Regions from separate parts of the Homo sapiens genome. Here region 2 is linked to region 1. Evidence: chromatin loops called from intact Hi-C (ENCODE). Cell type or tissue: heart right ventricle. All regions are shown on one strand.

Region 1 (8,000 bases):
AAAGTTTAAGAAAATTAACTTGGACTAAATGTTGAGCTCTCCATGGCCTTAAAGAGATGGTGAGAACAGGCCTCATTTTCAGTTCAGATACTTGTGTGAATTGAGGATGCATTGTTTGGACCTAATTGTTTTGGGTTGTGTATCCTACATACATATAAAAAGATTTATATAAAAATAAGTGTTTAAAACGCATTTCAAGCAAAATAAAGCGGCTTTTAAAAGAATGTGTAAGGTATAATAAACAGCAAATAAAATGATATAAACAGCCCTGTGTCCCTGCTAAAAGGAGATTCCAGCAGGCAAACTATTTCCATGACTAGTAGAGAGTAAATTCCAAAAGTTGCAATGTGGTAATCTCACTTCCCAAAGGAAAAATGAAGAGTTGACTGGAAAATATTTCCCTTGCAGCATTAAGGCAGACACATACAGAATCTTTTTATGTGTCAGTATCTAATTTTTTTAAACATCAAATTTTATTCACCTTGTCAACTTTTAAAAATAATACATTAAAAAGTGTTGTCTAATAGAAAACTAAGTACTTCGCTCCATGCTGGGTGTCTGAGTTTGAAGTGCTGTGACAAGTAGGACAGTGTTTCAGAGTGTGCTGCAAATCAGGGCCATCTGACTGTAATCATTTAAGCCAGGGGTTAGCCGACTTTTCTGTCAAGGGCCAGATAACAAATATTTTAGGCTTTGCCATACGGTCTCTGTTGCAGCAACTCACTTCTGCACAACATTGTAGCAAGAAAGCAGCCATAGATTATGTGTAACCAATGAGTGTGGTAGTATGCCAATAAAGCTTTATTTACACAAACAGGCTGTATGCTGATTTGGCCCACAGATCACAGCCTAGGAACACCTAACTTAGAGCAGTGTTTTTCTTTTTTCTTTTTTTTTTTACTGTAACCCGCAGTAAGAAATATATATGACATCACAATACAGCGTGCACGCATGCACACACACAAAAGGTTTTACAAAACCCAACTTGCCTTTTCTACCAGGAATGCACTCTGCTATTTGCTTTTCTCCTCTTCTATTTGGTTTTTTAAAGGCTAGTCCTGACTGTCCTAATGATTCATCACCTGCAGGCTTAAAAACATTTGTTGCTTGTTGAAATGGAAATTCCTCCTGCTCTGCGAATTACAACTCCTTAACTCAAATATTGGAGCGTAGACCCAAACATCTACTGTTTTTCTTTCAAAATGATGCCCAGCTGATTCTTTTACACTAGGTTTGCAAAGCTCAAATCAGATGTATCAGATGAAATTGTACACTAACCTATAACTAAAATTATGCCCAAAATTGTTCTCTGTAGAACATTCCGATATTTTCACAGGCGACTCTCATTTTGTCTTGCTTTAATTTTTGCATGATTTAGGGCTCTTTTATTCTTTTTCCTGTTATGTCACTTTTAATGTTCAATATCATGATAGAAAAAGAAAAGAAGAAACTGGAGTTCAAGCATCATCGCATTTGAAATGTGTGTGGTCTTTAATAGGCATATCTAAAGGATAAGTAGTTGTCATGAAGTTATTCTAAAGGAATATTTTGACCTTATTTTCTTTTGCTGGAATTGTATTAAACATCTGCAATTCGGCCATGTAATTTAAATGATTCTTTATGCTGTGTGATTAAATATTCCATTCACTTGGTTTGTCCTGTGGACTGTAAATTAGTTTTCCTTCTGGAATTTTCCTTCCTCTGACAGTTTCTTATGAACATGTTCTAATATCCTGCGCGTACTGGATGCCTTCCTTAGCTTTGCCTCCAGATAGAATGATGCCAGAGGCTAAATTCTATTTGGTGTAAAATAAGTGTTATTTTATTCCACTAATGAATACAATTAATCCACTGGGGACAGTAACTATAATTATAATGCATTAAGTCTTTTACCAGGCTCACGATCCTATATTATTTGCCCTAAAGTTTTGACACTTCATTCTCTGACTCTTTCAGGAATTTTTTTCACCCTTGCCTGAAATCTTGTGCCTGCTGCTTCTAATTCAGTATGAATTTCCTTTGTTTGCTTATAGTACATACTTGGAATTGGATGTTCCTTAGAGGCCTCAAGTTCTGACATCTCTTTCCTTCCTTTTCTTAGATTAGAGTTATACAGGGATGGTAATGACGACTTGGAGAAAGAAAGAATTTCTTGGAATTAGCAGGAATTCTGGAGAGAGCCTTGGGCCAGCCTTGTCTGTAAGACAGATTGACTGGTCTCCTCCGTACCCTTTCACCCAGGGCTATTTTCCATTCCAGAATTATCATAAAGCCGGTTGAAACCTGTCCCTGGGTGTGTGGTTGGGGGCAGTAGGCACACAGCAATTCCAATTAGCTGTCTAATTTTAACTTGGCTTCTGGCTAGAGGACTTCATCTCACAGCACATTTCAAACACAAGAGCGAACGGTCAAGTGGGTTACCTTGGACTTATCTTGGCCTGCCCCGGAGGTTATGGTCAATTATGTTTGAGGGACATTTTCAAGCGAGACAGAATCAGGAATTGGAATGGAGGTTGTGAAGCAATCATGCGTTTTTATCCCAACTGGGAAATGCTTATCAAAATAGTTCCTAGTTATCAAGTAAGCACAAAGTGCCTGGAAATGACGTTCCCAGTGAGGGGAAATGGCCCAGCTGTGCTTTTTTTGGCTTTCTCTCATCTGCTCAACAGGAAAAATATTAATCAATGGGAAAAATGCTCCCTTTCTGTTAATTTAACACATGAGTTTTAGGTAGTGTGGGAAATAGTAACACTTAATGCTTTCCATTCTCGATTTTATTACATGAATTACAAAAAACACTTTTTAGAAAATGGTTTTCATTTAAACCATAGATTCACCACCTATAAAGATGTTTTATCTTCTTGATGAAAAGAAGATAAACCTGAGATAGAGAAAGTTCCAGGGTTCCCTACAGTCTTGCAGTCATTGTGTGGAATAGTCCAGGGAAGACGTCTGGTGACCCTTTGTAAGTTGCCACTGGGCAACACCTTTTTTTCCCATCAACAGGGAAGCAATTCACAATTCAGTGTTTCCTCGTAAAACGAATTAGCAATGCTTCTCCAATGAGATAAGGAATATCTAAACCAGAGTCCCATAACGGAGCTTTCCATATTTTGATATATCTCTATGCCTACTTTTTGAACTTTTATGGAAGGATAACACAACAAAATGAAGGATCCAGCCTGATGCCTTTTCATTAAGCAAGACCACCCATGTAACCATCTCTCTCCATGCCTCTTTTGTTCAAGGTGATGAGGCTTCGCAAACTGGCTCAGCAGATTGCAAACTGCAAACAGTGCATTGAGCGGTCAGCATCACTCATCTCCCAAGCGGAACACTCTCTGAAGGAGAATGATCATGCGCGTTTCCTACAGACTGCTAAGAATATCACCGAGAGGTGAGTGCAGGGGCCCCTGGGAATTTCTCGGCTGCTGGGCTCTTGTATCTGCGCTGTGATTGGTTGGTCTTGCCCTCGCCTTGCTTTTATTTTCATTTTCAAGGCTCAGTACCAGAGAGAATAGAGGCTTTGAGCTGTTTTGTTCCAGCTAAAGATGCTTCCTTTTGACATGTGAAAGCCCTTTCAGTAACAGCCTGGAGTCTGGAGTTCAAGGCCTTTGAAACAAGAGTCCACCAGTTAGAAAGAATAAAATCAACCTGCTTTTGGACGAGGGGGGAGCTTATGATGGCACAAAAACAGCATTTATTGTGACTCTCAGATGTGATGTTATCGTACACTTGATAACAAAGAGTCAAAATGAAGGCAAAAACATTAAAGGGAATATTTTCTTCCATCACAGGGCTCATCTATTTTTTTTTAAAATCACACAGGTGTTGTTCTCTGTTAGGCCCATTTTCATTTGGTTGAGGAGCTTGGCCTCACCTGAAAAGGTCAAGGCCAACTCACGCAGGAGAGAAAGGACCAAACTGTCAACCTCATACGGGCTTCTTTTAAAATACTCTTTATTCTCAGGTAGGGAGCTTTAATGTGATGTTATCTGAATGGTTGGCTCAGCAGTAAAACTGGCAAAGATAAGTATTTTTTCGGCACACATACTTGGTTGGTATAAAAATTGCTCATCTTCACTGACACAAACACCTATAGCAATTCTAGTGGATCCAAAGAAAAGCACTAGCCGGGCACGGTGGCTCACGCCTGTAATCCCAGCACTTTGGGAGGCCAAGGCGGGTGGATCACCTGAGGTCAGGAGTTCGAGACCAGCCTGACTAACATGGTGAAACCTGGTCCCTGCTAAAAAAAAAAATACAAAAATTAGCTAGGCGTGGTGGCAGGCGCCTGTAATCCCAGCTACTTGGGAGGCTGAGGCAGGAGAATTGCTTGAACCTGGGAGGCGGAGGTTGCAGTGAGCCGAGATCGTGCCACTGCACTTCAGCCTGGGCAACAGAGCGAGACTCTTTCTCCAAAAAAAATAAATAAATGAAAAAACAAAGAGAAGCACTAGGCTGGGCCAGGTACAGCCAATGCCACATAAATGACATCTCTAACTCAGGCTAATGGCCTTGACTTCATTCATTCTAATTTTCAGAGTCAACTGCCCTTTATCCAAAGCAATAATAGAATCCTATCTCTAGAAGACCCCAGAGAGCTCATGCATGCTGATCTTCATCCTAGAGCAGAGATCAGCAGACTTTTTCTATAAAGGATCATCAAGTAAATATTTTTCCGCTTTGCAGGTTGTAAGGTCTTGGTCACAGCTACTCAACTCTGCCATTGTAGCTAGCTCTAAAGCGGCCATAGATAATATAGAAACAAATGGGTGTGGCTGTGTGCCAATAAAACCATTACAAAAACAGGCAGTAGACCATACTTTGCCAACCCCTGGCCTAGGAAAAAAAATACTCGCCATCTTATGACTCAAATTTATTCAAAGAAAGAGAAAGGAAACTAACATTTATTGAGTGCTTGCTTGTTTCGGAAACTTGTGCTAATTCTCAAAATATCGCATAGAGGAGGAGTGATTGACATCTCCATTTTCACTCTTCTTAAAGAGTAATGTATCGTGTTTTTACAACTCTGGTCTACTGTCCAATCGGCTTGACTGTATTATTTCTTATATTTGAGGAAAATTCCTTTTGTAGCTGATTAGATACTTATCTCTTCTAAAAGGCATGGATAACAGCTGGCTATCATCCCTGTTATGTACTTAAGATGCTCTCCTCCTTACTCTGAGAGGCCCATTTCTTTCCTCCTGATTCCTTGGTTCCAAATGTTTATTTTCCCTGGGCCATATCCAGTTGCTCAATATTCACCCTAAAGTTAAAAACTGCAAATAGCACTAATACTCCAGTGTACCTAGGACACTAATAGATAGCGTTTACACTTAGGTCACGGTTTCCAACCGGAATCCAGGAGTACTTTTCTCCATCTATGAACTTTGAGATGTCCAGATGAAATGGCTATTATGAACTGCATTCCTCATCAATCCCTGAAGATTCAACCAAGTGTCACATGAATAAATTCTTACCTAGTGACCAGGGATGATGTGACCCCATAACAGTTATTGCTGAAAGAAGATATGCATCTGAAGTATAGCACAGGTGTGGGAATGCCCACATACAATCTCCCTCAGTTCCAGTGGGACGTATCTGCTCCCATTCAGCTCTCTCTATAACAAGCCCAACTCATCAAGAGCAGGAACATGACTTTGATTTCTCTTTCTACAAAGAATGTGCTTCTGTCAAGTTTGAATTCACAGAGCCTGTAAAAATTTGCCAAGAGCCTTGTCTCTGTTTCTGCAGTCCCCTCTCCTCCCATCACTATTTGTCAATCCTCTTGGCTAATTCCTGAGCCTTTCTATCCTTCCAGCAGCTAGGATATAGAAAAAGGACACTGGGCTTAGACTAGAAGTTGGCAGACCTGGGTTCCAGTCCTAGCACTGCCACTTTTTAACTATGGGTCTTTGAGCTATTTTCTACTTAGAAAATTGGGTTCAGGAACAGTTTGGAGGTTCCTCAAAAATCCAAAAATTAAGCTATCATATAATCCAGCAATCCTACTGCTAGGTACATACCCAAAAGAAACGAAATCAGTATATAGAAGAGATATCCTCACTCCTGTGTTTGCTGCAGCACTTTTACAATAGCTAAGATTTGGAAGCAACCTAAGTGTCCATCAACAGATGAATGAATAAAGAAAATGTGGTACATATATACAATGGAGTACTAGTCAACCATAAAAAAGGATGAGATCTAGTTATTTGCAACAACATGGATGGAACTGCAGATCATTAAGTGAACTAAGCCAGGCACAGAAAGACAAACATTGCATGCTGTCACTTATTTGTGGAATCTAAAAATCAAAACGATTGAACTCACGGACATAGAGAGTAGAAGGATGGTTACCAGAGGCTGGGAAGTATAGTAGGGAGTTGTGGGAGTGGGGGTGGGTAGGGATGGTTAATGGGAAAAAAGAAAGAATGAATAAGACCTACTATTTGGTAGCACAATAGGGTGACTATAGTCAATAATAACTTAATCGTATGTTTAAAAAAAAACTTAAAAATGTAACTGGATTGTTTGTAACCCAAAGGATAAATGCTTGAGGGGATTGATAACTTATTCTCTGTGATGTGCTTATTTCACATTGCATGCCTGTATCAAAATATCTCATGTACTCCATAAATATAAACACCTACTATATACCCACAAAAGAATTGTTTTTACTAATAAAAAAATTATTTAAAAAAATTGGTTTCAGAATAGCTGTCACTGTTGTGATGACATTGCTTTAAGTTCCTAAGAACAGGTCATTAGCATTATAGCTACTCCATGAGTGTTAGTTGGATCTCTGTTTTCACGTTTCAACATGTCAGTCTAGCCCGCCTTGTGTGTCTTTTTTCCAATGCTACTCTCTGTCTACCTGCCCCTATTCATCAACCTGTCACTTAACATTCTTCTCTAGGACATGACTTCTTTTTTCTGTCTCCTATTGTGCCTGCCTTGGGCTTTGGCTCCTGTATACTTCCAAACAATCTTTATTCTTCAATTCAGGTGTGGAGCCCAGAACAAACTTTTAATCCCGCAGGCATTCTTGAAGTGAGACTTAGATGAGATTTTCTGCATCGTTAAGCGACTTAAAGTGGATATGTCCTCCTACAAGCTGAATCAAAACTGTAAATTTTTCTTTCATTTCAGAAACATCAAACAACTCCAAAAGGGGAGAGAGCCTCAAGCTTTACATTGTAGGAGATGCTTTTGCTTTGGAACCGGTTGTTTGGCTCTGTGCTAATTGCTTAGTAATTATAGATAGCATTGAGGCTGCTCATTAACATTGGCTAATTTTGCTCATATACTCCAAGTAGGCAGGTACCCTAGCCACCTTGTTTTTACCATTATAGCCCCAGCACATTGCGAGCTGCCTGACATGAGTGAATGAGTGAATGAATGAATGGATCCATAAATCTGTAAGACGGGACTAATTATTCCTACCTAAGATGGTTATTGTGGGGATAAAATGCAATAATGTAGTAAAAACATTAGCCTAGTTTCTGTCACAAGATGAACATGCAACAAATACTAGTTCTCTTCCTTCCCACTCACTAGATGAATGCAAATGTATAATGTACTATATTCTCAAGCTACACTAGTAGATAGGTCTTTGGTGTGATTGTATATGCACCTTTATAGCATTATTTTAAATAAGCAAAGCTATTCACTAAGTCCAGGCATAAGAAAGTTGGTCTGCTTATGAAGAATCTAGAATTAAAATCCCTTATAGCAGTAACTTATCTGTATCAAGAAGGTGATAAAAAGAAACTTCCCTCTGAATAGTACCTATTGTTCAAAGCACCTAGGAGGTTCTCAGACTCCTCAAGGTGATCCTTCTGTTCCTCACTACAATAGGCAGTTCAAGGATCTTTTCCAGAATACAAAGCCAAGAACTCCAGTTGTCAATTCTGAAAAGATGTTGCTTGGTTCAAAGAATTAGAGCATATCTGATCAGTGGTTTTGGAAGTGTGTCTGCAGGGTGTTCATAGGCATTA
Region 2 (8,000 bases), 120 kb before region 1:
TTAAGAATGATAAGCATAGCATCCAAGCATTTAAAAATTTTTTTAAAAGTGGTCATTGGTGGTAAAAAAAAAAAAAAAAAAGTCAGAAACTATTTGCTTAATTGTTACAGAGATTTTATCCCAGATTAAAATACTCCAATTCCGCACTTTGGGAGGCTGAGGCGGGTGGATCACGAGGTTAGGAGATCGAGACCATCCTGGCTAACATGGTGAAACCCCGTCTGTACTAAAAATACAAAAAATTAGCCGGGCATGGTGGCGGGCACTTGTAGTCCCAGCTACTCGGGAGGCTGAGGCAGGAGAATGGGCGTGAACCCGGGAGGCGGAGCTTGCAGTGAGTCGAGATTGCGCCACTGTACTCCAGCCTGGGCGACAGAGCGAGACTCTGTCTCAAAAAAAAAAAAACAAAAACAAAAACAAAAACAAAAACTCCAATTCCATTTCGCCAAAGGGAACAAGCAGAATATTCCCACAACCCTAGGGAACAGGGGTAGGCTTGGCTATTAGTCATTCTCCTTCTTCCCCATTCCCAATAATTGGAAAAAAAAATGTGTGTGCACACGTACGTGTGTGTGTATGTATATGTCTGTGTGCATATGTGACAAGGGCAGTAGTCAGAGCAGGATCATGTGACTACCAGGATCTATGGACAGCCCCACACTATTAGGGGAGAAAGTGTCAAGCTATTTGTACGGTTCTTATAGAGCATGAATCTAGGCCAGGGGTCAGCACCCTTGTTCATAAAGGACCAGACAGTAAATATTTTGGGTTTTGTGGCCATGCAGTCTCTGTCCAAACCCCTCAGCTCGACATAGACTATATAAAGCAATTGGAGGTAACTGTGTTCCAAAAAAACTTTATTTATAGACACTGAAATTTGAATTTCACATAATTTTCACAAGTCACAAAATAATATTTAAACAATTTTTTTTTCAACCACTTAAAAATGTAAGAACCATTCTTAGCTTGTGGGCCACACAAAAACAGGCAGAGGCCTGGATTTGGTACATAGGCGGCCTGTGGTCTATAGTTTGCAGAACCCTGCTCTAGGGTAATGACTGAGAAAGGGACTCTACTAATCAGCAGGTTGTTGGGAAGCACGTTACTTACCTTAAGCCAGTATAAAACTTAAAGCAATAATGCTACATTATGTCTAAAGGCTAAGCTAGTGAGAGGCTAAATTATAACACTCAACTTTTTTAGCAAATAATTATGAAGCATCAGCTAATAAGACCTTTTCTTAAGAGTATTCAGAGTATAATAATGCTACCTTGTGTGGTTTGGGGATTTTTATTTTAAGTTAGGGAAGCTATGAATCTCTTGAACTTTGTCCATTAAGAAGTCTGCCAAAGCTGTGAATTTTAAAGCCATGGGAATTTTTCATTGCGCTTGGCTGCTGAATTTTAACAGCAAAGTTATTCATTAAGTCCACATTTAAAAAAAAAAGTATCAACAATGCTTCTTTATACTTTATCTGCATTTGACACACTTCCAGATAGATGATCTTTAATTTGACTAATGAGTGCATCCTTTGTTATTTTAATGACAAGTAATTTACAGAAAGAGAAAAGCTTTTCAACACGCAAGTCTCTTAAATCTGGAATTTAAAGTCCCTGATGTTCAGAAGCAGGAAGCAACAGTTGGTGTAAGACAGGGCCACTAGGACACTGGAAATGCATCCTGGGTAATGAGTGGGAAATACAAAAGGAAGAAAACAGTTGGAAATATGTTGGCCATTTTATATGACACTTTCTGGGTTTATTTTCAGGTTGGAGCACAAGTCAGAAGCTGAAGAACTTGGAGATTTTGGGGAGCATATGTCCCACCTTCCCCAACCCCCAAGTATCCAAATATCCCCTTTGGTTCTATCAGAGAAGTATTAAGATTTATTAATTAGAAGAAAAATTAAAGTTATAAATGTTCAATAGGAACATAAGGAGAATTCAAAAAAATAAAATGTTGAGCTCACCACAGTTTTCAGCAGAAATTTTACTCTTTTTTTTTTCTTTGTTGAGATGGGGTCTCACTATGTTGCTCAGGCTGGCCTCGAACTCCTGGGCTCAAGCGATCTTCCCACCTCAGCCACCCAAAATGCTGAGACTACAAGCATGCCACTGTGCCCAGCTAAATTTTACTCTTTAACTGATTTTTCAATGCATAAATAAATGAATAAGTGGGTAAGTACTTACTGAGGACACAGTTTTCAACCAAACCCTGTAGATACTCAGGATGAATTAAGCATGGGCCCTGCCTTCATGGGGCCTAGGGTTTACTCAACTTTACAGAAAACCCAGAAATATCCTAACAAATGTGGCAACTGAAGAACTTTATTCCTAATCCTAAAACTCACTTTCTTTATTCTCAGAGCAATGGATACAGCATTCTAATGTCAAATCATTGTTTCCATGTTACACAATACTCTAACTGTCAAGGCTAAACCCTGTCTTAAGGAAGGGTGACAATGGCTTTGTTCTTATGATAATAGAAGAGATAAAAAGATTATTTACAAAGCTACAGCCTCTGAAAAATTGGAAGTATTTTATACAAACAACCACCTCAATTCTTCTCACAGTGATATTTAAGTGTTTGTGCGTGCTGGTTTCTGTTATGTGGGTCTTTACCATTTTCATTCCTCCTTGCAGCTCTATGAGTTAAGTATTACTATTATTCTTTTACAAATGAGGAGCATGAGGCCTGGAAAAATTTAAAAACATGCAGAGGTGATAAAATACTGGGAAAGTTTCACATTCAACCATGTCTGATGCTTAATCCTTTTCCTTCTCTTTCCACCATAGCATATGATCATGGCATATCATCACTGTTTCTGTTTCCCCTATAGAAAATTCAGGAAAATTAACACATGGAAGAGTATTCAGACTTTCACTTTTCTTCTTACATAATCTTTGAGCAGCCCATTATAGGAAAATAAGGGCATTGGAGATTTGAAGAGGCAGAATGAACACGTTCTAGATGTAGAAAGAAAAGTTCTAAGCAGGTAAAAGACAACCAGAGTGAAATACACCAGATGGATGCTTGACTTGGAGAAGATGCTAAGCACTAAATAAGCCAGGTGGTAGAGGGTGTGAAAGCGGAGAGCCCTGAGAAATTGATCATTAAGCGGAAGGTGATTAAAATCTTCCTAAGGGACAGTTGGTCAGAGCAGAGGTCAAGAGCTAGGACTTGTCTGGCAAGACTTATTGTGGATTCTTGAAGGGTTAAGAAGTCAGTCAGAGACCCGGGATTGGATACTGTATTTGAACTGATTGTCACTCACCAGAATCTGTGATCTAGGAGACAGACATTGCCAGGATCCCCCCCGTCAGGATGGTCATAGAGAAGGGAAGGTGTGTTCATTTACTATTGCTGCATAGCAAATTAGCACAAATGTACAGATTAAACCAACACCCCATTTATTAGCTCGTGGCTCTGTAGGTTGCAAGTCTGGGTGGCCCAGCTGTGTTCTCTGCTCAGGGTCTCACAAGACTGAAATCGAGCTGTTGGCCAGACGAAGCTCTTATCTGGAGGCCCTAGGGAAGAATTTGCTGCCAAGCTCGCTCTGGTTGTTGGCAGAATTTACTCTCTGGCAGCTGTAAGACTGAACTCCTTGATAGCTATAAGCTGTGGTCCACTCTTTCTAAGGGACATCTGCATTCCTTCTTAAGTGGCCATCTCCAACCTCAAAGCAACAGCACATTGAGTCCTTCACACACATAGAATCTCTCTAAATTCCTCTTTCATCAGTCAGGAAACGTTCTCAGCAGTTAAGGGTTCATGTGATTAGGTCAGGCCCACCTGCATCATCTCCCTTTCTAACATCAACTGTGCTCTGTAACACAACACAATCCAAGGAGTGATGTCACATTCACAAGTTCCAGGGCTTCAGGTGGACATCTTTGGGCTGCCATTTTAGAAAGTCTGCCTACCACAGAAGGTGATGAAGAATCTCAGCTCCTGCCTTGCTCCTTGGTGAGCTGTGTGACCTGTAATAACAGCAGCTTTGTGGAAAATTGGCCCACCCTTTCCTAGGGTTAAAGGGCCAAAGCGAAGTTTTGTGACTTTTTCTTCCTCTTCTGACACTGGCTTCTTCCTCTAAGGAAATCTGCTGCTTTTGGTGTTCTCTTCTTTCCTTCACCATCTCCTGGTGTTGGTGCCAAGAAGCACTGGAAGGCAGGTGGTCCATCAATTTAGGGCAACTGAAGGTTTTGAGATCAAGGCATACTGGAGGCCCAGACATCACAAGAGGGCAGCACAGAGCAAGAGCTGATAAATGTTGAGATGCAGACTTAGCAGGCCCTAGCTCTTTCTGAGATGATGTGTTCATCTGCCCTCAAAACATCCTCTCACTCAACATGTGCCTCCTAACCCAGACCCCAAGGAGTCTTTAGTAAGAACATGGCAGATATCACATGTGCTGACCATGGGGTTATCACAAAACATTAACTCTCCAAAAATCTGCTGCTTGGAACCTTGGTTTCTGCAACTAAGAAATGAGTTAAAAATGTATTCAAGGTTGATAAATTTAAAATGGAAAAAATCATCTTCTGAACTCTAGCAATATGAAGGCCACTTTTTACAAGTCTGATGCTGTAGTGCAGTGTTTACAACCTATTTTCATTTTCAACCCCCTGTCACAAGGAGCCTGTTGAAACATTTTTTGCTAATTGCTCCTTGCATGAAATTTTAATACCACAAATATAGTATAAATCTATTTATGTATATCTGTGCTTTGTGCATAAAAAGAGTAAGGTTTTTTGTTTGTTTGTTTGTTTGTTTGCCACTGAGAACTAGTTTTCTCGCTCTTGGGGGCAATATTGCCCCTATTGACAGTGCATGTTATAATGGGGAAAAATTGCTAACATTTTAATATTTAGTAAATCTTCAGCTTATATAGTCTATTTGATTTGGAAGGTGGCTGTAATACTTTAGTTGTACTAAAAGGTACTTGAAATTAATCTTGAAAAGTCAGAAGAATCTTTACACATGAAAAATCACCCAATATATTATATTTAAAATAACAACTTGCAAAACAAAACGTAAAGTCTGATCCCATTTTTGTGGCTAAGAGGTACAGAAAATGACTAGAAAGATCAACCTGTGGAATGTTGCTTCTTTGCGGTTAGATCCTTCTATAGGTGTTTTGCTCTTTGGGAATGTTATAAATATTCACCAATATACATTATACATATGTATAATAAATACATATTATATTCATGTCAAGAAGAATACTATTTAAAAAGTTAGCCATTCTCTCTCTCTCTCTTTTTTTTTGCCTTCAACATTTAGGATTAATGGGCAGTATAAATTCAATCATTCACATGTAGCAAAAGGAGAAATATTTCACATGGCCCATTCATGACTCCTTTAGATCTCTAGAGGGCTTCAAGCCTCAAAGTTTATTGTTGCATTCTTCTTAATTCTGGTTGAATGCATGTACATTATTTTCTGCAAAGAAATACCACCCACTAAAGACTGTTCCTTCTCTTCTAACAGGGTTTTGGTGTCCCCAGGGCTCCCTTAGTCCTATTTACTTTGGATATTTCAGGAGTTACTGTAGGTTTAACTGTGGTGAGTCCTTAAGCCCTCTTTTTAAATTCATAAACTGTCTCTAATCTTAGCAAAATGTCAGGTTACACTTTTGAGAGGTTTGGGAACTTGACATTTTGTAGCCCAGTTGGGGTGTAGGCTGCTTCTATTCTGAGCACCTTGTTCCAATTTATGTCAGGAGGAATTATATACAGGTCAGGGCTGGGAGCAGGTTATAATTAATGGGGTGGACAAGTGGATTTTTAATGTTTCATAAAATAAAATGGAAATCACATGTTCTTGGAACTGTTGTATGTTTTAAAATATTTACATTTATTCTAGTAAACATTAATTATAACTGATATATTTCTCCTATGAACTCGCTAACTGTGAGGTCACAAGCCATTGTTCACTGAGTAGAAAGAATGGGTGACAAGCTAGTTACAAGAAAAAAGACAGTACTTGGGCGGGTATCGGTGAGTGAACTCGTGGAAGTAATCCAGTCTTAGGTCTTTCTCCTAATTTTCTCTTATGTTTAAAGCACCCCCTTGCCAATATGATCCAGATGTCAGTCCTTCTAAGACAGAACTGGGAGGGTTTAGCCTGTGAAATTTCTGAATAGCTCCTGGTGAAGAAGGAACACATGACCAATGTTTAACTATTTGTCTTTTCAAAATTAAAGTTTAGAAGTAGTTGAAATACTGCCAGAATCTACAGCGTCCACGTTTTATTCATATTAGTTTATCAAAAATTTCCAATTCCTTGAAGCTGTAGCAGCAATATGTTGCTGAGGAAAGAAATTTTTTTTAAAAAAAATTTGTACTTATAATTGACACCTAATAATTGTACATATTTATGGGGTACAATGTGATGTTTCAGTACATGGATACACAGTATAATTATCAGATTGGGGTAATTACCACATCCATCATTTTAAGCATTTATTATTTCTTTGTGGTGACAACAGTCAAAATATTCTCTTCTAGCTGTCTTGAATATATATTACATTGTTATTTGCTGTAGTCACCCTACTGTGTGATAGCACATCAAAACTTACTCTTCTTGTCTAACTTTGTGTACCTATTGACCAATCTCTACCCGTTCCTCCCTTCCCCCATACCCTCAGCAGCCTCTGGGAACCACTGTTCTACTCTCTACTGCTATGAAATTGACTTCTTTAGATTCCACATATGAGTGAGATCATGTGGTATTTATCTTTTTTAATGTTTTTAAATTTTATTTTATTTTATTTATAATTTGAATTTTTATTTTAGATTCAAGGGGTAAATGTGCAGGTTTGTTCCATGTAGTAATTGTCTTCTGTGCCTGACTTATTCCACCTAACATAATGTCCTCCAGGCTCATCCATGTTGCCAAAAATGACAGGATTTCATCCTTTTTATGGCTGAATAGTATTCCATTGTCCTAATCATCCCCATAAAGAAATATATTTTCTTTATCCTTTTGTCTGTAGATGGGCACTTAGGCTGATTCCATATCTTGACTATTGTGAAGAGTGCTGCAATAAACATGAATATGCGGGTGTGTCTTCGACATAGTAATTTCACTTCCAGAAAGAGATCTTTAAGAGTCAGAAAAACCCAGATTCTAAACTGGTCTCTGCCATGTGCCAGTTGTGTGGCCCTGGAGAAGATGCTTTAACTCTGTGTCTCAGTTTCCTCATCTGCAGAAGGGGGAAAATGATACCCACTATTTAGGGATTGGGTAGGGATTAGACCCAATTTGTATAAAGTGCCTGGCATATTGTAGGTATTTTTTTAAATGCCAGTTATGGATATATGAAGGAAAGCTCCAAAAAATGAAATTCAAAGGAAGCCTTATGTAAATTGCATCACATGTCAACCATTTGGGTGTTAGGAATATTGATGCATTCTTTATTTTGCCTAGAATTCATCACTCCCTAAATAAATATTATTTCCATTAAGTCACCAAATTTTATATATATTCTTTGTCTTGTATGGTGAAGAATTAATACAAGTGCGCTACTCTATTAGGGTATAACAGTTACCTAAGTAATGTATCATGAGACCTTTTTGCCCTTTTCTAAGGAAAATAAGTATTTATTGGAAGGACAACTTCACACACAGTCAGCAGGTAATAATCCGCAGTACTTCCCAATGCTGCTTCTATGGGCTGGAAGAGTGTTTGGTGGTTCTATATGGCACAGGGCTACTTGTCCATACCCTTGACCCAAGGATGTCACGTGCACCCAATCAACCTGGAAATCACTGTGGTGACAGAAGTTGGGGCCCAATCACCCTCAGGGCCTTGACACTGATTTTGAGTATACCAGTTTGGAAAGTCTCTGCAGAATTCCCCAAGACATTAAGTTTATAATATCCCTTGAGGGGTCCTTAGAAAGAAAAAGTGCCTATGTTTTGGTGTCATTATCGTTCTTCAGGGCAAGGCTTGGTGAAAAGATACTGAGAGAAGACAGTACAGATAGAAGGACAAAG

What was found. A loop is a pair of places that touch in the nucleus more often than their neighbours do. Peaks named below come from ENCODE experiments on the same cell type or tissue, not always from the same donor. Only the 100,000 strongest peaks of a DNase experiment are listed, where the experiment ranks them.
Region 2: a loop joins it to region 1, with 4 times the contacts of the local background. A loop is called at or near these places in 5 of 110 quality-filtered maps.

Annotation. Positions count from the first base shown.
Region 1 is chrX:10,477,877-10,485,876 of GRCh38, reverse strand. MID1 (midline 1) reads left to right here. Exons shown (of 10, transcript NM_000381.4): 5 at 3,249-3,397. Among named protein-coding and RNA genes, the nearest start is that of MID1, 140 kb to the left of the region's middle. In heart right ventricle, no CTCF peak of the experiment used is centred here; DNase peaks (open chromatin) are centred at 2,506 and 3,416; H3K4me3 peaks cover 921 bases; H3K27ac peaks cover 4,304 bases.
Region 2 is chrX:10,594,307-10,602,306 of GRCh38, reverse strand. All of the region lies in intron 1 of MID1 (midline 1), which reads left to right. Among named protein-coding and RNA genes, the nearest start is that of MID1, 22 kb to the left of the region's middle. In heart right ventricle, a CTCF peak has its summit at 4,245 (motif pointing right); DNase peaks (open chromatin) are centred at 3,536 and 4,228; H3K27ac peaks cover 2,767 bases.